Linked DNA regions of Homo sapiens: region 2 is linked to region 1. A link is an interaction called in ENCODE POLR2A ChIA-PET data of the cell type or tissue named here. Cell type or tissue: MCF 10A. All regions are shown on one strand.

Region 1 (5,000 bases):
TTCTGGAATGGGCATGCTGATGATGCAGATCACCACTCTCACACCTCAACCCCTGGGAGGGTGAGGGAAAGAAGTTAATTTAAAAAATGGAATGCCTCGTCTAGTTGCTTATGGGTAAAGGAGAAGAATCAGGCTCCCCCTTCAAAATCCTTGTCCTCCCTTTCCAAACACATCGGAAATATAGATAGCATAAACTATAGTTAGTGGGGATGGATTGGGAAGTAGACAGCAGGCCAAACAGAGGAAATGTCCCCACCCCTTATCGGTAGAAGGGGCTGTGCCCACAGTGTTCTATCTATGCTGGGCTGAACTGGGGAGATCACCCCCAGAGCACTTTTTAGCACCTCCCAGTGCTACTTTTGGGATGGTTAAAAGTATGATTGTCCCCAAACCCTAATTGCCATGCAGCCAGTACAGAACTGCTGATTGTGACTGAGCATTCTCAGGTTTAAGAGATGATAGGAAGAGTAGATGACTGGATTCAGGAACACTTCTGTTTGTTTGTTTTGAGAGAGTCTCTCATGGTTGCCTAGGCTGCAGTGCAGTGGCACGATCTTGGCTCACTTCAGTCTCCACCTCCTGATTTCAAGCAATTCTCCTGCCTCAGCCTCCCAAGTAGCTGGGACTACAGGTGCATGCCACTGCACTCAGCTAATTTTTGTATTTTTGTAGTGATCGGGTTTCACCATGTTAGCTAGGCTGGTCTCGAACTCCTGACTTCAAGTGATCCACACACCTAGGCCTCCCAAAGTGCTGGGATTATAGGTGTGAGCCCCCACACCCAGCCCAGGAACATTTCTGCTTTTGCTCTAGGGGCATTTTCAACTTTCTCCTGGGTTCGGCATGGGCCTCTGACTTTAGCAGTTTTTGGCAGCTCCTGGCCTTGTTCCTGCCCACCCCTCCACTCAGATGCCAAAGATTTCCTAAGTGATCCTATTCGTAGGCAGCTCTGAGCCTTTCTCCAGAAAGCCTGCTTTTAGGCAATAGGAAAGGGGGAAAAAAGTGAATTCTTACCAGGAAAAAATGAATCACAATCATCCATCCCCATCCTCCATCCAGGGTTTTAGTGTAAGGTTGGACCTTCCCCTCCCTCTTCAGCATGATGCCTCTTCTATTTTAAATGCAGAAGATCCCTGTGATAAATCCAAGACAGTTGATTCAGTGGACCAGAAACTAATCTAAACTTTTAAACTTTTTATCTGAAAGGGAACGTTCATACATTGTTGGTGGGAATGCAAATTAGTTCAGCCACTGTGCAACGCAGTTTGGAGATTTCTGAAAGAACCAAAAATTGAACTACCATTTGACCCAGTAATCCCATTCCTGGGTATATACCCAAAGGAAGATAAATTGTTCTACCAAAAAGCCACATGCACTTTTATGTTCACTGCAGCATTATTCACAATAGCAAAGACATGGAATCAACCTACGTGCTCATCAACAGTGGGTTGGATAAAGAAAATGTGATACATAGACACCATGGAATACTACACAGCCACCATAAAAAAGAACAAAATCATATCCTTTCCAGCAATATGGATGCAGCTGGACCATTATCTTGAGCAAATTGATGCAGAAACAACCAAATACTGCATGTTCTCACTTATAAGTGGGAGCTAAAAATTGGGTACATATGGACATAAAGAGGGGAACCACAGACACTGGGGACTACAAGATAGGGAGGGAGGAGGGTTGAAAAACTCCCTATTGGATGCTGTGCTCACTATCTGGGTGAGGGGTTCAATTATACTCCAAATCTCAGCATCAGACAATATGCCTTTGTAACAAACCTACACATGTACCCCCTGAATCTAAAATAAAAGTTGAAATGTAATACAAAACAGAAAAAAAACCTCTTTCCCTATGATATAAAACCACTTGTAATTTTTTTTTAACCCCTCAGTTACAGATGAAGTCTGCCTGATGCAACTAAGGACTTAGTTACCTGGAAAGCCTGATCTCAGTGACTGTGGGGTGGCCACTCCTAGAACTGTACTCAGTGTCCCTCCCCCCAGGTCTGCAAGCCAGTTTCTTGGAGAAGCTGTGCGTCACCCTGCTGGTCCTCCGGGTGAACTCTTAAGAGAAATAGAAAGGGAAGGCGAGCCTTGAGTTTAGGAATTCTCCTTAGAAAACACTTGCTAAATGTAAATATTTTTGGAGCTAAACAGACATGACAACGAAATGCGATACCCGCTTATTGAATATATCCTAGATCAGAAAAAAAAGTTGTAAAAGACAGTTTGTGGGGACAGTTGGGGAAATTTGAATATGGACTGTATAATACAGAATACTGTACCAAGGTTAACCTCTTGGAACCTCTTCCACAAGAGAATATTCTTAGGAGATACATGCTAAAGTATTCAGGAGTAACATGACACTATGCTACCTTCTCCCAATCGGTTCCGTAAAATAAACAAGTGTATATAAAGAATGATAGCAAAAAGAAAATGTAAATGTTCTGAGGAAGGGGGAACAGTACTCATTATTTCCCCTGTCGGGTCGAAGGCTGACTGTTTCTAACTGGAAAGGAAAGTCAGCTGGCAGGGTATGCGGAATGGCCATCTGGTGAGCAGGCTGGGTGGGGAGAGATGCCAGTCGTTGTTAGAAAACCAACCCAGCACACAGTCCCATTCCCATCTTACCTTTGATGTGGTGTTCAGCAAAGAAATCCTCCACAGATGGGGCAATTAAGGAAGAAAAATAAATTACACCGTTTTCTGGAATGTTACTCTTTTTCTAAGGCATTTCATTTTGCTGCATTGTGAAAACAAGTGAGCATTGTAAGAGCCAAGGAGGGCTCAGACGATTTAGGCCCTCCTGCTAGTGGACTTTACTTCCTGAGGGGAGGAGGAAAGACTGTGATTTGATGTCATCTCAGGCCCTCCCTCCACCCACAGTCACTCAGAAGGTAGAATTTTTTGCCGCAGGCTCAAAAGCAAGCATGAAGTAAACTAAGTGGAAAGTCCTTTTGGCGACTATGCTCAGGGCAGGGGGATGGGGCTCCAGAGCTCTCATACACTTGTCTTCAAATTTCCTCAGGGAACTTCTCACAACATGCTTATTTTACAGGAGAATATAAAACTCCTGGATGGGTGGTGAGAGAGGCATTTCCTGGGCCACAAACAGAAATCTTCAGTAAGCTCAACCCATTCGTGTGGCCTTTTGTATATTGACTAAAGATTCTGGTTACTAATTTGGGGTTTCAGACCCCATTTTAATTGCATTTTTGAGATCTGATTACCTCAACCACCTCCTGCAAAAGACGTATGCTCGTAGTAATTTTAATGAGATTTTTTTTATTATATTTTGGAAATGGTTAAGGCTGAGACCCCTAGAAAATTACTGGGATAATTCAACTTTCTCTTCCCATTTCCTCCCTCTACCCTCCACATAAAACAAAACAAAACAAACAAGTCAAATGGGAAATTGTCTTTCGTCTCCCACACCAATATTCCAGATTTTAAACCAGAGTATATTTTAGACGAAAGGATGTGTTTTTAGTTTTATCTGGAAAATCTGCACATATTTATGCATGTTCCTTTTTAAGAAGCAAGAGGCTTCTCAGATTCTTAAAATCAAACTCTATAATACTTTTTGATTAAAGTGCTTGCAGAAGGACAGCTTAGTGGTTTGGGAGGGTGCCCTGTAAGTGTAAGCATGGAAGGATTATGCAGTTACATGATGCTGGTGGCAAGGATCAAATAAACATTCAACAGAAGGAGAAAACCCAAAGAGAGAAGGCAAATAAATGCTTTTCAGAGAGCTGTTTGTAATTATGAATACACTCTAGACAACTTTTTTTTTTTTGAGACAGAGTCTCACTCTGTCGCCCAGGCTGGAGTGCAGTGGTGCAATTTCGGTTCACTGCAACCTCTGCCTCCCGTGTTCAAGTGATTCTCCTGCCTCAGTCTCCCAAGTACCTGGTACTACAGGCGCATACCACCACGCCCAGCTAATTTTTTGTATTTTAGTAGAAACGGGGTTTCACCGTGTTGCCCGGGCTGGTCTCAAACTCCTGAGCTCAGGCAATCCGCCTGCCTTAGCCTGCCAAAGTGCTGGGATTACAGACGTAAGCCACCGTGGCCAGCCTGAAAACATTTTTTAGTAAACAAGACTGATTTATTTATTTTTTTGGTGGCACGCTTGTTGCTCTTTTAAAGCAGGGCTATCTATGATTTCTTTTTTTCTTGAGACAGGGCCTGCTCTATTGCCCAGGCTGGAGTCAGTGGCATAATCATGGTTTACTGCAGCCTTGACCTCCCCAGCTCAAGCAATCCTCCTACCTCAGCCTCCTGAGTAGCTGGGACTACAGGCATGCACCACCATGCTCAGCTAATTAATTTTTTTTTTTTTTAAGAGATGGGGGTTTCACTCTGTTGCCCAGGCTGTTTGCAATGTCCTGGGCTCAAGCGATCCTCCCATCCTGACCTCCCAAAGTATTAGGATTACAGGCATAAACCACTGTAAGGAGCCAGCTATCCATAATTCTAATCACAGGATGAAATGATGCTAGGCTATATATATATTTTTCTTACACACACACACACAGAGGAATATATATATACACACATATACATATAGGAACATATACAACTGGGAAGTTAGATTTCAGGAGGGTTCCTACCATTCCTTAAATGATAATAGTGAATCATTGTGCCTAACCTATGTAAACAATACATTATATATGTGTGTATATATTCCTATTCATCTTTGTCTTATAATAGGCTTTATATTGATAGAGAACTCTGATGCTAATGCCTGGGGTCAGATTTGAAATGCGGCAGAACAGCAAGTCATTCATAGAGGCCAAGAGGACAGCAAAGTAATCAGAGATGAACTTCAAACATATGTTTCATAGAGGCACATGAACAGAAATGCAGGCTTGGTGATAATCTCAATTTTGTCAGTTTTTAAGCCCGTAGACTCTGGGCAATTTACTCTCTTTGAGTCTGTTTCTAAAACTCTAAAGCGTAGCTAATATTTTGCAAGGTTGTTGTGAG
Region 2 (5,000 bases), 530 kb before region 1:
TAAAGGCAGAAATAAAGATGTTCTTTGAAACCAATAAGAACAAAGACACAATGTACAAGAATCTCTGGGACACATTTAAAGCAGTGTGTAGAGGGAAATTTATAGCACTAAATGCCCACAAGAGAAAGCAGGAAAGATCTAAAATCGACACCCTAACATCACAAAAGAACTAGAGAAGCAAGAGCAAACACATTCAAAAGCTAGTAGATGGCAAGAAATAACTAAGATCAGAGCAGAACTGAAGGAGATAGAGATACAGAAAAAAAATTTCAAAAAATCAATGAATCCAAGAGCTGTTTTTTTGAAAAAATCAACAAAATTGATAGACTGCTAGCAAGACTAATAAAGAAGAAAAGAGAGGAGAATCAAATAGATGCAATAAAAAATGATAAAGGGGATATAATCCCCGATCCCACAGAAATACACACAAAATCAATGTGCAAAAATTACAAGCATTCCTATACTCCAAGAACAGACAAACATAGAGCCAAATCATGAGTGAACTCCCATTCACAATTACTACAAAGAGAATAAAATATCCAGGAATCCAACTTACAAAGGATGTGAAGGACCTCTTCAAGGAGAACTACAAACCACTGCTAAATGAAATAAAAGAGGACACAAACAAATGGAAGAACATTCCATGCTCATGGATAGGAAGAGTCAATATCGTGAAAATGTCCATACTGCCCAAGGTAATTTATAGATTCAATGCCATCCCCATCAAGAAACCAATGACTTTCTTCACAGAATTGGAAAAAACTACTTTAAAGTTCATGTGGAATCAAAAGAGAGCCCGCATTGCCAAGACAATCCTAAGCAAAATGAACAAAGCTGGAGGCATCACACTACCTGACTTCAAAATATACTACAAGGCTATAGTAACGAAAACAGCATGGTACTGGTACCAAAACAGAGAGATAGACCAATGGAACACAACAGAGGCCTCAGAAATAACACCACACATTTGCAACCATCAGATATTTGACAAAACTGACAAAAACAAGAAATGGGGAAAGGATTCCCTATTTAATAAATGGTGCTGGGAAAACTGGCTAGTGATATGTAGAAAGCTGAAACTGGATCCCTTCCTTACACCTTATACAAAAATTAATTCAAGATGAATTAAAGATTTAAACATAAGACCTAAAACCATAAAAACCCTAGAAGAAAACCTAGGCAATACCATTCAGGACATAGGCATGGACAAGGACTTCATGACTAAAACACCAAAAGCAATGGCAACAAAAGCCAAAATTGACAAATGGGATCTAATTAAACTAAAGAGCTTCTGCACAGCAAAAGAAACTACCATCAGAGTGAACAGGCAACCTACAGAATGGGAGAAAATTTTTGCGATCTACCCATCCGATAAAGGGTTAATATCCAGAATCTACAAAGAACTTAAACAAACTTACAAGGAAAAAACAACCCCATCAAAAAGTGGGCAAAGGATATGAACAGACACTTCTCAAAAGAAGACATTTATGCAGCCAACAGACACATGAAAAAATGCTCATCAGAGAAATGCAAATCAAAACCACAATGAGATACCATCTCACACCAGTTAGAATGGCAATCATTAAAAAGTCAGGAAACAACAGATGCTGGAGAGGATCTGGAGAAATAGAGACACTTTTACACTGTTGGGGAGTGTAAACTAGTTGAACCATTGTGGAAGACAGTGTGGTGATTCCTCCAGGATTTAGAACTAGAAATACCATTCAACCCAGCAATCCCATTACTGGATATATACCCAAAGGATTATAAATCATTCTACTATAAAGACAAATACACACGTGTGTTTATTGCAGCACTGTTCACAATAGCAAAAACTTGGAACCAACCCAAATATCCATCAATGATAGGCTGGATTAAGAAAATGTGGCACATATACACCATGAAATACTATGCAGCCATAAAAAAGGATGAGTTCATGTCTTTGCAGGGACATGGATGAAGCTGGAAACCATCATTCTGGGCAAACTATCTCAAGAACAGAAGACCAAACACCACATGTTCTCACTCATAGGTGGGCATTGAACAATGAGAACACTTGGACACAGGGCGGGGAACATCACACATGGGGACCTGTCATGGGGTGGGGTGCAGGTGGAGGGGTAGCATTAGGAGAAATACCTAATGTAAATGATGAGTTAATGGGTGCAGCAAACCAACATGGCACATGTATACCTATGTAACAAACCTGCACATTGTGCACATGTACCCTAGAACTTAAAGTATTAAAAAAAAAGAACATATTCAAAGTATTATCCAAGTTACTGTAAAGGACAGAGTCATGCAATTTTCCTGTGGGCCAGCATCATTTGGTCAATCCAATCGGGTGTTAAACTAGCTGAAAACCCTCAACTTGTACCATCATCGAACCCACATTTTTCCTAGCTTATCCGCAAAAATATTATAAGATGTCATTTCAGCATTTTGTTGGTTTATCAGAGCAGATAAGACATCTGTTTAATAATCTGTAATTAGTGTAACTTGCCTTACCAGTCTGGGATTCAAATAAGATTCTCATTATTTCTTATTTTCCAGATTAATCTCCTGAATCCCCACATGCCCAAATCAATTTGTTACCAGGCTGCTGTAACGAAGTACCACAAATCGGTGGCTGAAAACAACAGAAATTTAATGTCTTGCAGTTCAGGGGGCCGTAAGTCTGAAATCAAGGTGCTGGCAGGGTTGGCTCCTTCTGGCTGGTAAACCTTGGCATTCCTTGACTTGCAGGTGCATCACTCCAATCTCTATCTCCAAGGTCACCTGGACTTCCCATATGAATCTCTGTGTCCTCTCCTCTTCTTATATGGATACCAGTCACATCACATTTAGGGCCCACCCAAAACAAACAGACCCTCATCTTAACTGATTACATCTACAAAGACCCTACTTCCAAATAAGGTCATGTTCTCAGGTTCCAGGTAGATATGAATTTGGGGTGGTGGGGGTTGCTATTCAGCCCAGTACACCAAGTAAGTGTCAACCTAAAAGGAAGAAGCTGAGGCAAAATTAATGTAAGGAGTTTATTTGGGCCAAGCTTGAGAATTGCAACCAGGCAGCATAGATTCAAGTTGTCCTGAACACACACTCTGATCAGCAGCAGTTACAAGTAGACTTTTTTTTTGAGACCGAATCTCATTCTGTCACCTGGCTGGAGTGCAGTGGTGTGATCTCGGCTCACTGCAACCTCTGCCTCCTGGGTTCAAGTCATTCTCCTGACTCAGCCTCCTGAGTAGCTGGGATTACAGGCGCCCGCCACTATGCCCAGCTAATTTCTTTTGTATTTTTAGTACAGAGGGCGTTTTACCACATTGGTCAGGCTGGTCTTGAACTTCTGATCTCGTGATTCGCCTGCCTCAGCTTCCCGAAGTGCTGGGATTACAGGCATGAGACACCGCGCCTGGCCACAAGTGGATTTTTAAAGGCAGAAAGTGGGGACAGGGAGTAGGCTGATACAAAGTTGTTTGTCAGGATTTCTCATTGGTTTACGAAAGTAACATTGGGCCAGCATGGTGGCTCACGTCTGTAATTCCAGCACTTTGGGAGGCTCAAGTGGGTGGATCACCTGAGGTCAGGAGACAAGCCCGGCCAACATGGTGAAAACCCCATCTCTACTAAAAATACAAAAATCAGCCAGATGTGGTGGTGGGCGCCTGTAATCCCAGCTACTTGGGAGGCTGAGGCAGGAGAATTGCTTGAACCCGGGAGGCGGAGGTTGCAGTGAGCTGAGATCGTGCCATTGCACTCCAGCCTGGGCAACAAGAGGGAAACTCTGTCTCAAAAAAACAAAAACAGAAACAAAAACAAAAAAACACACATACACAAAAGTAACATTGAAGAGTGATTTGCTATACATTATTAAGCAATATAGTGTCCAAGTGCTATTTGTGGCAATAGCAAGCAGTTTTAAGAGATGAATACATAGCTCAAGGGGGAAGTAGAATGTGATTGCTTTCTCATTTTAATATCTCTCTGGGACTGATGATTTAAAAGGACTCACATTCCTCAACTATAAGTTCTTTTCTTTCCTCATGAGCAAAACCCTCTCTCTCCCTGCTGCCTGTGCATTGTTGTAGTTTATGCAGTGTTTGGCTGAAGGAACCCAGGCTCTCTCTGATGCTGCCATCTCTATCACTGTTGAAACTAGAATTCCCCCACTCCCACCCCAGCTCCTGATGCACTGCTGCTAATGTCACAGGGTGAACCCCAAAATTAAGGTTCAGCCTGGGAGGCCATGTGAGTTCTTGGCTTTGCACAAGAGGGAATTCAAGAGCAAGCAAGCAAAGTGAAAGCAAGTTTATTAAGAAAGTAAAAGAATAAAAGGGGGGCTACTCCACAGGCAGAGCAGCCCTCATGGGCTGCTGGCTGGCTATACTTATGGTTATTTCTTGATTACATGCTAAATATGGGGTGGATTATTTATGAGTTTTCTAGGAAAGGGGTGGAGATTTCCCGGAACCAAAGGTTCCTCCTCTTTTTAGACCATATACGGTAGTGCAGTGGTTGCCATGGTATTTGTAAACTGTTGTGGTGCTGATGGGAGTGTCTTGTGGCATGCTAATGTATTATAATTAGTGTATAATGAGCAGTGAGGACCATCAGAGGTCACTTTTGTTGCCATCTTGGTTTTGGCTGGCTTCTTTACCACATCCTATTTTATCAGCAGGGGTCTCTGTGACCAGTATCTTGTAAACCAGTCCTGCCAAAGTCCTATCACACAAATAGTCCAGCTCCTGACGCGAGCTGCATTGAGTCCTCCTGCAGTGTCATGCTTAGACAAGAGTGTACCACATGTGGGCTGCTACACACAGACACCCCTCTGGTGAAGCAGCTGGGCTTTCTGGGTGTGTCAGCCTCAGCCATGCACCATGCCAGAGGACAATCAAGCCATCGTTTCACACCTCCTCTTCCACTTGGGTGGGTGCAGTGGGTGTGAGCGGTGGTTCTTGGTCATTTCAGGTGGAACCCATCCATGGATTCAGGTA

The links. ChIA-PET counts read pairs that join two places held together with the same protein. Peaks named below come from ENCODE experiments on the same cell type or tissue, not always from the same donor. Only the 100,000 strongest peaks of a DNase experiment are listed, where the experiment ranks them.
Region 2: POLR2A ChIA-PET joins it to region 1 with 5 read pairs; 3 of 35 experiments call an interaction of 5 or more read pairs at or near these places.

Annotation. Positions count from the first base shown.
Region 1 is chr1:110,388,223-110,393,222 of GRCh38, forward strand. It overlaps SLC16A4 (solute carrier family 16 member 4), which reads right to left and starts at 2,804. Exons shown (of 9, transcript NM_004696.3): 1 at 2,643-2,804; 2 at 1,015-1,133. The coding sequence starts at 1,101. In MCF 10A, no CTCF peak of the experiment used is centred here; DNase peaks (open chromatin) are centred at 2,029 and 2,879.
Region 2 is chr1:109,859,884-109,864,883 of GRCh38, forward strand. The region is part of intron 4 of LINC01768 (long intergenic non-protein coding RNA 1768); the gene reads left to right. Among named protein-coding and RNA genes, the nearest start is that of LINC01768, 34 kb to the left of the region's middle. RefSeq lists an enhancer at 4,990-5,000. In MCF 10A, no CTCF peak of the experiment used is centred here; no DNase peak of the experiment used is centred here.